Linked DNA regions of Homo sapiens: regions 1 and 2 are each linked to region 3. Evidence: chromatin contacts called from ENCODE Hi-C or POLR2A ChIA-PET data. All regions are on one chromosome and are shown on one strand. Each heading gives the region's core, a stretch centred on a gene start or an enhancer-like site at or near the end of the contact. The rest is flanking DNA. Distances are from core to core; before and after follow the strand shown.

Region 1 (4,557 bases), core at 1,643-4,142, 1.2 Mb after region 3:
CCACCACAGAGATCTCACTGGGCTTCACGGTGTCCTACCTTAAATATTAGGTTGGTGCAAAAGTAATTGCAGTTTTTGTCCTTGAAAGTAATATATTGGGGCCAGGTGCGGTGGCTCACGCCTATAGTGCCAGCACTTTGGGAGGTCGAGGCAGGTGGATCACCTGAAGCCAGGAGTTCGAGACCAGCCTGACCAACATGGTGAAACCCCGTCTCTACTAAAAATACAGAAATTAGCCAGGTGTAGTGGCGAGAGCCTGTAATCCCAGCAAGTCGGGAGGCTGAGGCAGGAGAATCGCTTGAAGCCGGGAGGCGGAGTTTGCAGTGAGCCGAGACCACGCCATTGCACTCCAGCCTGGGGAATAAGAATGAAACTCCATCTCAAAAAAAAAAAAAAAAAAGAGAGAGAGAGAGAAAGTAATATATTAGGTATTCAAGTATTAGATACAATTAAATCTAATAATGTGCTCGAGTTGACAGCCATTCTCAAATTGTGAGAGAGGTGAGGTGTTTTCCTTCTGGGGATGGGGATCAGGGTTGTCTTGGATGGGGGGACAAATGGCTGGCACCAATCTAGGGAAGCCAGAAAGTAGAGAGTAAATACTGATGTGGCCATTATTCTGCCAGCTCAGTCTTGCCCAATGAAGGGGAGAAAATAGGTGGCAGAGAACCAGCCGCTTGTTTGCCATAGAAAGGTACCGAAAGGCTGTCCTGACCTCTAGGGGCCTCTTGTGATATGAACTTCATCATTTTAGGGAGCTGACCTTGGGCTCATGTGCTCACAACGCCAAGACCTTCACATATGTTATCCTAATTAGTATTCACAGAATAGTCCTGTGAAGCAGGTAGAGTTATTCCCTATGATCAGACGCTGCACTGGGGCGCTTGGAGAGGTGGAGTCGCACTGCCTGACCCTGGCTAGTAGCCACTGTGCCATACTCCACGGGCTGGCAGACACTGTGAAGCCGAACAGAACAGGGTATGTGAGCCACCTGACAATCATTAAGCACGTTGTAGCCAGCAGTAGGTCTGGGTAAGGTGCTGATGGGAGGCAGCATGTGGCAGTCCCAGCCTCAGGTCACTTGCTGAAGGACAGAGGTGCACTGGAGAAAATGTGGCCTTGGAGGCAGAATCACGTCAGTGAATACCTGTGTGACTCACTCAGTTGAGCTCAGGGCCTACAAACAGGTGCAGTCAGCAGTTTGAAAACTTTTTTTTTTTTTTTTTTTTTTGAGACAGTCTCTCTCTGTCACCCGGGCTGGAGTACAGTGGTGAGATCTTGGCCCACTGCAACCTCCACCTCCCCGGTTCAAGTGATTCTCCTGGCTTCAGTCTCCCGAGTAACTGGGACTACAGGCATGCGCTATGACAATCTGGCTAATTTTTATATTTTTAGTAGAGATGAGGTTTCACCATGTTGGCCAGGCTGGTCTCGAACTCCTGACCTCAAGTGACCCACCCGCCTCGGCCTCCCCAAGTGTTGGGATTACAGGCGTGAGCCACTGTGTCCGTCCTGAAAACTTCTTGTCTAGCACAAACTCCCATTGTACAGGTGAGAAAGCTGAGGCTTGGAAAGAATTGACTTCCCCCGTGTCACCAGCCAGAGAGTGGTGGGGCCAGGACTGGGATCCTCCCTGGGGTCCTGGTCCAGTGGACACCCCTGTGGGTCCACGAGAGAAGGTATGAACTGTGATGGAAGGGCAGTGGTGGGCCACCCGAGAGGAGGGTCCTGGGTGGGCAGAGGCATCCAGGCACACCAGATGGAGAAATAGCTTAGGGCGCTGTGTCTCACTCTCTGCAACAACTCCCCATGGGAGGGATGACAGCAGTCACGGCTGCACCTATGAAGTCCACCACCTGGGCTCCAAGCTAGCCCTGCCACTCTCCAGCCAGTGGCTCTGGGTGAGTCATGTCACCTGCCTGAACCTCCCTGGACCTCAGCACCTTCCTCTGAGCGTGGCCGTAAGCCTCAAGTGACATTATCCCACAGCCCATTGCCTGGCCCTTAGTGCCCAATTTCACCAATGTGGCCAATTATGACTGCTTATTTATTTCCATTTGGAAATTGGCTTTTAATTCCTTTTGGCTTTTCCCTTCTTCTCTGAGGGCTCCTCCTTCAGAGGGTCCTGCCCTGGATAAAGACAAAAGCAGATGCTCCCAGGTAGTCTGGGTCACACCCACGCCTCCCGTGGGTCTGGAAGTGGCTGGAGGAGGAGTGAGTCTGCGGCTGATCCTTTTCCTCATCAGGAGTCAGCTCCTTGGAGCCTCCCAGGGATGTCTGGAGGGGCTGCTGATTGCAGAACCAGCTGGAAGGGAAATTCGAGGGCAGATGTGGCGACAACGGAGGCTGCAGCAGTCAGAGCTTCCCCGCACTGTAGTGGCACAGGTGCCACGCCTGGAGCCCATCAGCCCCATGTTCAAATCCCAGTGCCGCCACTGCCTGCCTGTCGAGTGAATGTGATTCCTCCCACGGTTGGCTGAACTGGCTATGGACAGCAGCTGTCCTGCGCGGGACCCCAGGGGAAATGGAAAACATATCTCTGCCCCAGGCCAGCTTCCCCTTCTCTCCCAGGCCCCGACCTGCCCTTTAGACTCAGGAGTCCTGGCTTCACCCTTTGTCCGGACCTTCAAGAGACAACACAACTCTGATAACAGCAGTTCCGAGGCTGAGAAGGGGTTGTCGTGGGGACAGCGTGTTCCTGCAGCTAAGCCTTAACCTCTTTGCCTCTCCTCAGAATGCTTCAGACCAGGAAAGGGGAACTTGTCACTTGGGACTTGCAGGGACACTGTTTTGAAAGTAAACTCTCCCAAAGAGCCTCTGCCTGCTTTAGGGAGGAATGTTTGTTTGGGTTCTATGAATCAGAAACCTACTCTACCAATTTCAGGTTAAAAAAGGATGTGTCACAAGGCTATGGAGATGTTTATTTTCTTTTGGTTATTAAAAACATGTTAGGCTGGGTGTGGTGGCTCATGCCTGTAATCCCAGCACTTTGGGAGGTAAAGACAGGAGGATTGCTTAAGCCCAGGAGTTGAAGACTGGCCTGGGCAACATAGTGAAACTGTGTCCCTACAATTTTTTTTTTTATTTTTTAAGACAGTCTCGTTCTGTTGCCCAGGCTGGAGTGCAGTGGCGTGATTTTGGCTCACTGCAACCTCCGCCTCCCGCGTTCAAGCGATTCTCCTGCCTCAGCCTCCCGAGTAGCTGGGATTACAGGCATGTGCCACCACGCCCAGCTAATTTTTGTATTTTTAATAGAGACAGGTTTTCACCATGTTGGTCAGGTTGGTCTTGTACTCCTGACCTCAGGTGATCCACTCACCTCGGCCTCCCAAAGTGCTGGGATTACAGGCATGAGACACCGCACCCGGCCTCTACAAAATTTTTTTTTTTTAATTAGCCAGGTGTGGTGGTTCCTGTAGTTCCAGCTACTTTGAGGGCATAGGTGGGGGGTGCTGAGGTGGGAGGATCCCTTGAGCCCAGGAGGTCGAGCCTACAGTGAGCTGTGTTTGTGCCACTACACTCTAGCCTGGGTGACAGAGCAAGACCCTGTCTCAAAAAAAAAAAAAAAAAAAAAAAGGTAAATCCCAGAAAACCCAATGACACTAATTTAAAGGAAGATTCTTTGGTTCGTGTAATGGAAAGTTCGGGGGTAGTGCTGTGATTTGGATAGGGGGTGTTTGTCTCCACCAAAACTCATGTTGCAATTTGATCTCCACTGTGGCAGTGTTGGGAGGCGGGGCCTAGTGGGAGGTGTTGGGCTATGGAGGTGAATCCCTCATGAATGGCTTGGAAGTGCTACCCTCTCACCAGTGAGTGAGTTCTTGCTGTCACTCTCGTGAGACTGAATTGGTTCTCCATCTAACTCATTGCTGTGAGAGTGGGTTATTATAAAGCTATGATGACCTTCAGGTTTTCCCCTTTTTTGCAGTCTCCCTTCTGTTTTCCCTTTTCCTGCGTGTGGTGATGCAACGTGCAAGCCCTTGCCAGAAGTCAAGGCCATCCCTTTAAATGTCTCAGACTGCAGAGCTATAAAATGAAATAAGTCTCTTTTCTTTATACATTACCCAGTTGCAGGTATTCTTTTATAGCAACACAAAATGGACTAAGACAAGTAGAGTGGGTTTCAGGTGAAGCTTGATCCAGCCACTTAGCTCTATCACTGGGATCCAGAATCCCACAGCACCTGCTCCTCTTTCTATATGGACGTACTCCCCAGAATGACCACCCCACATCCAGGTATCCATCACCTTTTAGCTCAAGTATCTGGACCAACAGGAACATCCTGTGTCTCTTGATTCACGTTTCTGAGGGAGGGAATCCAGTACCCAGGCTCATCCTTTTGGGGCATGTATCTGAACTCATGTTCGTGGCCAGTGAGTGAATGGTCTCTCCGGGGTCCGGTGTCCATAGCTTGTTCAGTCATCAGTGGCCAGACCATGTGGGTCACGTGCCTCCTCCACCTGATTGGAGATAGGGTGTCTGAGAAGGGGTCACAAACAGGTCAGTCACCCCAATACCTTCCCAGAGAAGTCAGGACTCAGCTGGTGATTATCCGAG
Region 2 (4,776 bases), core at 1,621-4,120, 1.2 Mb after region 3:
AAAAAAAAAAAGAAAAAGTAAGTAGGATTGAATGATTCATAATTCCATAATGACATACTGAAAGGGCACCTGAACAGCCCCACCTACACTTCCATCTAACAATCTCTTTATAGCTATTTATAAAATGATAAATGCCTGTGAACCCATGGTCCCACCTGCGTGCTGGAACTCAGACAACCATTTTATATCAACTTCCGAACTCTTTTCCCATCTTGCCTCCCTCCCTCTCTCACTGTGGTAGTAGCTGCTATCTTGAATTCTGTGTTTAGCTTTCCCTTGCCTTTCTAAAAATTGTGGATAGAATTTATCACTTTAGCCATTTTAAGGGTACAATTCAGCGGCATTACGCACATTCACAATGTTGGGCAATTATCAGCGCCATCCATTTCCAGAACATTTTCATCTTCTCAATTTCCCTTGCTTAAAAAAATAGTTTTATCACCAGGCACGGTGGCTCATGCCTGTAATCCCAGTACTTTGGGAGGCCAAGGCGGGCAGATCACCTGAGGTCAGGAGTTCGAGACCAGCCTGACCAACATGGAGAAACCCCGTCTCTACTAAAAATATAAAATTAGCCAGGTGTGGTGGTGCATGCCTGTAAACCCAGCTACTAGGGAGGCCGAGGCAGGAGAATTACTTGAACATGGCAGGCAGAGGTTGCGGTGAGCCAAGATTGCTCCACTGCACTCCAGCCTGGGCGATGAGTGCGAAACTCCGTCTCAAAAAAAAAAAAAGTTTTATCACTTACATGTATGCCAAAATAATATATCATTTACTTTTACTGCTGTTTGAACTTTACGTAAAGATATATCTTGTCTTCTGGCACATACATGCAGACACACACACACACACATATTTTGAGACAGGGTCTCACTCTGTCACCCAGGCTGGAGTGCAGTGGTGCAATCTCAGCTCACTGTAGCCTTGACTTCTTGGGCTCAGGTGATCCTCCCACCTCAGCCTCCCTGGTAGCTGGGACTACAGGCGTGCACCACCACACTTGGCTACGTTTTTGTAGAGACGGGGCTTTGCCATGTTGCATATTGCCCAGGCTGGCCTCAAACTCCTGGCCTCAAGCAATCAGCCTGCCTTAGCATCCCAAAGGGCTGGGATTACAGGTGTGAGCCATGGTGCCCAGCCCCTGCACTTACATTTTTATAAATCATTTTATTGCTAAAATTCGTTGATATAATTGCTTATCACTTGTTCATTCACTTTTCTCTGCTGTGTACTATTCCATGGCATACCAGCATTTATTTTTCCTGTCTATGACCATGTGGGTTGTTTCCATTTGTCAGTTTTGTTTGCTACATACACGGTTCTGCTTTGAGGGTTCTTGTACTGTCCTATTGCACACATACAGGAGTGTGTCTCAAGTTTGTACCTGGAAGTAGAATTGCTGGAATATGAAATCGTATGCTGAATTATCTTCTAATGGTTGTACCAATTCACAAGCCACCCTCTACACATGGCATTTGTCAAACATCTTACTTTTTGCCACCTGAATGGGTGGAATTTGCCCTAGATCTTGACTGACATCAAGGACGGGGCTGGAATGTCCAAAAGCCTTGAATGGGCTGCGTGTTTGTGACGTCCCACATCTTTGTGGCACAGCTTCTCCTGCAGGAGAGGCAAGCCTGGCAGCTGTGCTACAGAAAGGAACACATGGCGTAGGGATTACAGATCTGATAACATCAACTTTTCCTTCCTCCCCTCCACCTCCTTTTATTTGGTCTGGTTCTCAACGCGTGTGGGGAACGGTGTGGTGAGGAAGGGGCGAATCCTTGGTCCGTGACAGGCACTGTTGCATGCACTTTACAGATATTGCTGTTAATTATTTACCTCTCAGATCCTGCAAATGGAGGTGCCCTTAGAAGCCCCACTTTACAGATATGGAAACTGAGGAACAGAGAGGTTAAGTGACTTGCCTGAAATTACACAGGGAGTAAATGGCAGAACTGGGTTTGAATCCAGCTCTTCTGGCTTCGTCCAAGGTTTATGCTGCCTTTCAGTAGCGCCTGCAGTGAAGGGTTGCAAACTCCTCAGTCCTACAGACTTGGGTTCAAACCCTGGATCCCCTACCACCTCACTGTATACCTCTGAGCAGTTACATCACGTCTTTGAACCTCAATTTCTCTAAAATAAAAAGAGCTATCTTTTCCAGAAGCCTCATTATATGTTTTTTTTTTTCTAGTGCCTTATTGTTTCTTTTCTTTTCTTTTCTTTTTTTTTTTTTTTTTTGAGACAGAGTTTGGCTTTGTCGCCCAGGCTGGAGTGCAGTGGTGCAATCTTGGCTCACTGCAGCCTCCACCTCCTGGGCTCAAGCAGATCCTCCCATCTCAGCCTCCCAAGTAGCTGGGACTACAGGCATGCACCACCACGCCCAGCCAGTTTTTATTTTTTGCAGAGACTGGGGTCTCACTTTGTTGATCAGGCTGGTCTCAAACTCCTGAGCTGAAATAGATTCACCCGCCTTAGCCCCCCAAAGTCCTGGGATTAAGGTGTGAGCCACTGTGCCAGCTATTGTTTCTTGTTAGGTCATATGCCCCTTCTTGAAATTTCCCCGGAATATGTTCTTTGGCTTACGCCTGTCAGAGCTCATCTCTGGAGTTGAGGGGGTATCAATGCCACTCACACTTGTACCTGCAAATCAGGGTGCCCTCCCACCCCCCGACCCAACAAAAGCCAAAGGCTGTTCGTAGGAGCAGGAGATAGGTGCTGGGCATCAGGAAAGCAAGTGTCCACTCTGGTCTGGCTGGGCTGGTTTGGGCCACTGACCTTCATGACCATTGTATTGCGTAAGAGGCTGCTCTGGTTGAGCTGTAACCAGCACAGGCAGCCTTTGGCCAGGTCGGCGTGAGATTACCAGCCTCGCACAGGCGGCTGCACACGACACGTCTGCAATACCTATTCTGAAGGGTAATTCTCTGGGATAAAGCATGTTTATGTTTTTTAGGGAGGTGGGGAAGAAAATTCCATTTCTGTTGCCAATTAGTTCTGCTTGAGAACAGCTTTTCTCAACACCAACATATTGGCTGCCCAGACTTGAGTTCTGTTGATTAACTCAAAGTGGGGAAAAAAGTGATTTTTCTTTCCTTCCTCCACCCCCAACCGTGAAACCCGGCTGTTAGTGATGAAAGGGGTCCTGTGGATCATTTAGTTTTCCTTGTCATGACTCCAGGAAAGGCTATAAAAATAATCAGTGGGCCCCGCTGGCCGTAATTGACTGTAGAGAGAAGTTGGCTACCACAGCGCCTGAGTTATGAGAATCTGTTTCAGATGCAGGCTTCAGTTGAGCCTCGTCTAATGACACCTGCTCCCCAAGGCCAGCGGAGGGTGGGGGTGCTGACGCTTGTCTGCATGCTTCTCTTCCTTCCCGGGTTCCAGGGAGCTCCTGGCAGAGGGACCCAGGACAAAACAGAGATGCTGGGAGGAGAGGACCAAGCATGGATCTGGCCCTGCTGCTTGCACCAAATTCCAGGTCTACTGTTTGTTTGTCTGTTTGTTTTGAGACAGGATCTTACTCTGGTTGCCAGGCTGGAGCGCAGTGGTGTGATCTTGGCTCACTGCAGCCTCAACCTCCTGAGCTCGGGTGATCCTCCCACTTCAGCCTCCTGGGTAGCTGGGACTACAGGTGTATGCCGCCATGCCTGGCTAATTTTTGCAGTTTTTTAGTAGAGACGGTTTTTTTTTTTTTGAGACAGAGTCTCACTCTATTGCCCAGGCCCGAGTGCAGTGGCGCGATCTCGGCTCACTGCAACCTCTGCCTCCCAGGTTCAAGTGATTCTCCTGCCTCAGCCTCCCGAGTAGCTAGGACTACAGGTGAGCGCCACCACGCCCGGCTAATTTTTTTTTTTTTTTTTTGTATTTTTAGTAGAGACAGGGTTTCACCATGTTTGCCAGAATGGTCTCGATCTCCTGACCTTGTGATCTGCCCACCTCAGCCTCCCAAAGTGCTGGGATTACAGGCGTGAGCCACTGCACCAGTGGAGATGGGATCTTGCCATGTTGCCCAGGCTGGTCTCGAACTCCTGAACTCAAGCGATCCTCCCACCTCAGCCTCCCAAATTGCTGGGATTACAGGTGTGAGCCACCGTGCCCGGCCCAGTCCACTGTTTGTTGGCCATGAACCTGGGGCAAGAAACTTCACTTCTTGGTGCCTCTTTTTTAAATTTTATTCTTTTTTTTAACCATAAACTCAACCAAGTGGCACCCTCATTTTATATATTTTTAAATATTATATATATATTTTTTGAGGTATATATATTTTAAAATATTATATGTGTATCTCTCTCTCTCTGTGTGTGTGTGTGTGTATATATATATATATTTTTTTTTTTTTTTTTTTTTTTTTTTTTTTTGAGACAGGATCTTGCTTTGTCACCCAGGCTGGAGTGTAGTGGTGCAATCCTGGCTCACTGCAGCCTCGAATTCCTGGGCTCAAGCAATCCTCCCACCTTGGCTTCCTGAATAGCTAGTACTACAGGTGTGGATCACCAGGCTTGGCTAATTTTTTGAATTTTTTGTAGAGATGAAGTCTCACTTTGTTGCCCAGGCTGGTCTTGAACTCCTGAACTCAAGTGATCCTCCCACCTGGGCCTCCCAAAGTGCTGGGATTACAGGCATTTTAAACAGATAATAATGGTTCCTCCTCCTGGGGTGATGTAAGGATTGAATGAGTTAATAACATGCAAAGCACTTGCAAGGAGCCTCCACCATGTGCAAAGTCCTGTGTCAACGCCAGCTTTTGTTATTTATTCAAGACTCCCCCACTCT
Region 3 (4,240 bases), core at 980-3,479:
GGAAAGCAGAGAAATCGAAAAGTCAAAGAAATCTCCTGTTTTTTTGTTTATTTGTTTGTCCGTTGTTTTGCCAGTGGTGGGATAGAGTTGCCAGGAGCCAAGCAGGTGAATCCTGTAAGAATGCAGATTTGAGGTTGACCAGGAGTTTGGTGGGGGTTTTTTGTTTGTTTGTTTTGAAATGGAGTCTCTTCTGTCACCCAGACTGGAGTGCAGTGGTGCAATCTCAGCTCACTGCCACCTCCGCCTCCTGGGTTCAAGCAATTCTTCTGCCTCAGCTGCTGAGTAGCTGGGACTCCAGGCACGCGCCACCACAGCCAGCTTGCTTATTTATTTATTTGTTTATTTATTTATTTATTTAGACAGAGTTTTGCTCTGTCGCCCAGGCTGGAGTTCAATGGCACGATCTCAGTTCACTGCAACCTCTGCCTCCGGGGTTCAAGCGATTCTGCTGCCTCAGCCTCCTGAGTAGCTGGGATTACAGGTGCCTGCCACTATGCCCGGCTAATTTGTGTATTCTTAGTAGAGACGGGGTTTCACCATGTTAGTCAGGCTGGTCTTGAACTCCTGACTGCATGTGATCCGCCCGCCTCGGCCTCCCAAGCGCTGGGATTATAGGCATGAGACACTGCACCTGGCCTTATTATTTATTTTCTAATACATTGTTAGGAAAGACAGTCAGACTTTAAGAAAATGGATCAACTCAGGAGAAAACGAAGGGAAGAGCTGAGAGACTAAGCCTGGGGTAAGAGGCTAGTGAGATGGCAGGAGAAGGGCAAGGAGCTGAGACTGGACCTCCCGTCCTTCTTTTCTCTTGCTCCCAACCTCACTCTTCCTGCTTTCCTTGGTCTCCCCAGCATCACCTGCCACCCCGTTCATTTCCATGGCCAAACCACCCCTGGGGAAAAAACACAGGAACACAAGCTCTGCCTCACAGCCATAATACAATAAAAAGCTAAAACAACCACAGCTCCCATTTATTGAGAATTCTCCTGGAAGTACAATATACACACACCCACACATCTATATATAAATACACACACACACATATCTATATATAAACACACACACACAATTACATGTGCAATATATACATATGCAACATGTGTACACGCGTATGTATACACACATGTATACCCTTAAAACAACCCTATGAGGTGGGGACTATTATTAGCCCCATTTTAGAAATGAGGACATCAGGTACAGAAATGTTAAGGAACTTGCCCAAGGCCAAGGTGGAGGAGGCCTGGGTTTAGACCCAGACAATCATATTCTAGATTCTACCTGCTTAACCATGATGCGATATGTTGGAAGGGTTTTAGATGGGTGAGGAACATCCTTAGAAAGCATTCTAAACAAGTGCCCATTTGATTTAGGGTATTTATGCATCTGGGACTATCTCAAGCCATAAGTTCTTCTGATTTCATAGTTTTTCAAATACCAAAAAACACTGTACCAACAAAAATGTTGGTATTGTAGTTTTCAAAGAATAGTGCCTTATTAAAAGGGATATTAAAATCTCAAAAAGTAGCTTTGCAGTGAGTAATGGCTAATGACAAATAAATTTTAAAAGGAAATGAGGGTGGCTGTTTGAGTAAATACAGTCCTAGACAAGGGGTGTGTCGAGAGCAGGATTGGAATTCCACAGAAGTCTTTTCAGCGTGGCTGTACAAGAAAAGGAGTCCTTAGCCTGCTATTTTATGTTTGATCATGTCCTCTTGTTAATAAACTTGCTGTGCTCCTATTTGGCAAGCTCCTGGCTATGCTGTAAAAAGGCATTGTCCCCAGAACGTATTTAAATTTCAAATGCATGCCCAATAAAACCGAGCCCAGCGCTGGTTAAATTCTCTGCATAACTCAAGGGGTTATTTCATTTCACTCCTGCTCTTAGGAGTTCTGCAATTGGGTTTTGTCCACCAGCCCCTGCCCCCAAGCCTGTCTTTCTTTCTCTCTGCAATCTGCTAGCGGCAATTAGCCTCAAAGATATACCTTTGTGCTCTGGTTTGGTTTAAAAAGGCATTAATCTTGGTTATAGGGAGAACACTCTATGCTAATGTGTGTTTTATTTTCAGCAAGTCTTATTGATCTGCACTTTCAATTCTTCCTTATTAATGTCCAGCAGCCCAACTTTTAAAGGGTCAAATTTCAAAGAGACTACATCCTCTCCTTGGGAAGTACTCCCCCCTCATATTTCTGGAAATGCAAGTAGAGTATCTGGCCCCTAATCTATATGCATGGATTGAGTCATAGAAGGCTAGAGGGTGCTGGTTCCGGCCCTGGAAGCTAAGGATATCCAAAGGAGAATTTCTAAAAGTCGTCACTGAACTTTTATAGAACGCTAAGAAAAAAAAGAAAACAGAAAATCACCTCTGAATTTGCAAATCTCTCTCTTTTGTTTTGGGACTATCTAAATGTAACTTTTCAATAGTTGCCTACCCCAAATGGTTTTCTCCTGCTATTTGTGGAAATTCCAAAGTTAGCCATTAGTCATTGGTGGCTATTGTTAATGACAGTAATATAAACTGAAGAGGAAAAAGATGATTCCAACCTCTAAACTTAAATTTTTAAAATACATTTCTTGTTTTGGAGTAATTTTAATTTCACCAAAAAGTTACAAAGACATTGTATTAAGAGTTCACACATACTCTCTACTCAATTTCCCCAGATTTTGACATCTTACATACCACGGTAACTGAGAAATGAACATTAGTAAAATACCGTTAACTGACCTCTAGACTTTATTTGGATTTTACTGATTTTTCCACTAATGTCTTGTTCCTGTTCTAGGATCTAAGATGCCACATTGCATTTTTAGTGGTTTCCTTTTTTCAAATCTTATTTTGGTTTTATTTCCGTTGACCTCCCCAGGATACCCCTCCCTCCTTCCCTCCTTTTTTTGGCCATTCAATAAAAAATCACAGAAACGTCGGCCGGGCACAGTGGCTCATGCCTGTAATCCCAGCACTTTGGGAAGCCAAGGCAGGTGGATTGCTTGAGGCCAGGAGTTCGAGACAAGCCTGGCCAACATGGCAAAACCCCGTCTCTACTAAAAATACAAAAATTAACTGGGTGTGGTGGTGCATGCCTGTAATCCCAGCTACTCGGGAGGTTGAGGCACAAGAATCACTTGAACCTGGGAGGCAGAGGTTGCAGTGAGCCGAGAATTGCACTACTGCACTCCAACCTGGGCAACAGAGTGAAACTCTGTCTCCAAAAAAAAAAAAAAGTCTCTTAAATAAAACCTTATTGTAAATTAATACGTATGTATTCTATAAGATGTTGGACAAGGTAAGTAAACAATAAAAATCACTCAATGATGGCTCACGCCTGTAATCCCAGCACTTTGGGATGCTGAGTCGGGTGGATGGCCCGAGGTCAGGAGTTCGAGACCAGCCTGGCCAACATAGTGAAACCCCATGACTACTAAAAATACAAAAAATTAGCTGGGCATGGTGGCACATTCCTGTAATCCCAGCTACTTGGGAGGCTGAGGCAGGAGAATCACTTGAACCCGGGAGGCAGAGATTGTAGTGAGCCCAGACTGCGCCATTGCACTGGAGCCTGGGCAACAAGAACAAAATTCTGTCTCAAAAAAAAAAAAAAAAAAAAAATCAGTCAGAATCTTATCCAAAAATGACAAGTATTATCTTTCTTTTCTTTTTTCTTTTTCTTTTTTTTTTTTTGAGACGGAGTCTCGCTCTGTCGCCCAGGCTGGAGTGCAGTGGCGCGATCTCGGCTCACTGCAAGCTCCACCTCCCGGGTTCATGCATTCTGCTGCCTCAGCCTCCCGAGTAGCTGGGACCACAGGCGCCCGCCACCACGCCTGGCTAATTTTTTTGTATTTTTTTAGTAGAGACAGGGTTTCACCATGTTAGCCAGGATGGTCTGGATCTCCTGACCTCATGATCTGCCTGCCTTGGCCTCCCAAAGTGCTGGGATTACAGGCATGAGCCACTGCGCCCAGCCACCAGTATTATCTTTCTATCCAATTTCCTATGTATAAAAGTAGCTATCCATCCTTCCAATTTCCTATGCATAAGAAAGACATGTGCATGTCTTTTACAAAAATGGCATCTTTTTTTTTTTTTTGAGTCTGAGTTTCACTCTTGTTGCCCAGTCTGGAGTGCAATGGCACGATTTCCCAATCTGAAGTACAACGGCTGCAACCTCCGCCTCCCGGGTTCAAGCAATTCTCCTGCCTCAGCCTCCTGTGTAGCTGGGATTACAGACATGCACCACCACA

The links. Hi-C counts contacts between places; a loop is a spot of excess contacts on that map. ChIA-PET counts read pairs that join two places held with the same protein, here RNA polymerase II (POLR2A).
Region 1: POLR2A ChIA-PET joins it to region 3 with 10 read pairs in naive thymus-derived CD4-positive, alpha-beta T cell. The contact joins two enhancer-like sites. POLR2A ChIA-PET finds 5 or more read pairs at or near these places in 2 of 52 experiments (RWPE1 and naive thymus-derived CD4-positive, alpha-beta T cell).
Region 2: a loop to region 3 is called in a map of posterior vena cava, with 14 times the contacts of the local background. The contact joins two enhancer-like sites. A Hi-C loop is called at or near these places in 1 of 168 maps with a recorded cell type or tissue (posterior vena cava). POLR2A ChIA-PET finds 5 or more read pairs at or near these places in 1 of 52 experiments (RWPE1).

The regions. Positions count from the first base shown.
Region 1 is chr20:50,659,769-50,664,325 of GRCh38, reverse strand. All of the region lies in intron 1 of RIPOR3 (RIPOR family member 3), which reads left to right. RIPOR3-AS1 (RIPOR3 antisense RNA 1) reads right to left here. Exons shown (of 3, transcript NR_111906.1): 3 at 4,035-4,460. Among named protein-coding and RNA genes, the nearest start is that of RIPOR3-AS1, 17 kb to the right of the region's middle. Within about 2 kb of position 2,892, at least 20 of the 41 ENCODE cell types and tissues checked have a DNase peak (open chromatin) inside an H3K27ac peak, as active enhancers do.
Region 2 is chr20:50,678,690-50,683,465 of GRCh38, reverse strand. All of the region lies in intron 1 of RIPOR3 (RIPOR family member 3), which reads left to right. Among named protein-coding and RNA genes, the nearest start is that of RIPOR3, 10 kb to the left of the region's middle. Within about 2 kb of position 2,870, at least 10 of the 41 ENCODE cell types and tissues checked have a DNase peak (open chromatin) inside an H3K27ac peak, as active enhancers do.
Region 3 is chr20:51,908,385-51,912,624 of GRCh38, reverse strand. No RefSeq gene overlaps it. Among named protein-coding and RNA genes, the nearest start is that of LINC01429, 48 kb to the right of the region's middle. Within about 2 kb of position 2,229, at least 5 of the 41 ENCODE cell types and tissues checked have a DNase peak (open chromatin) inside an H3K27ac peak, as active enhancers do.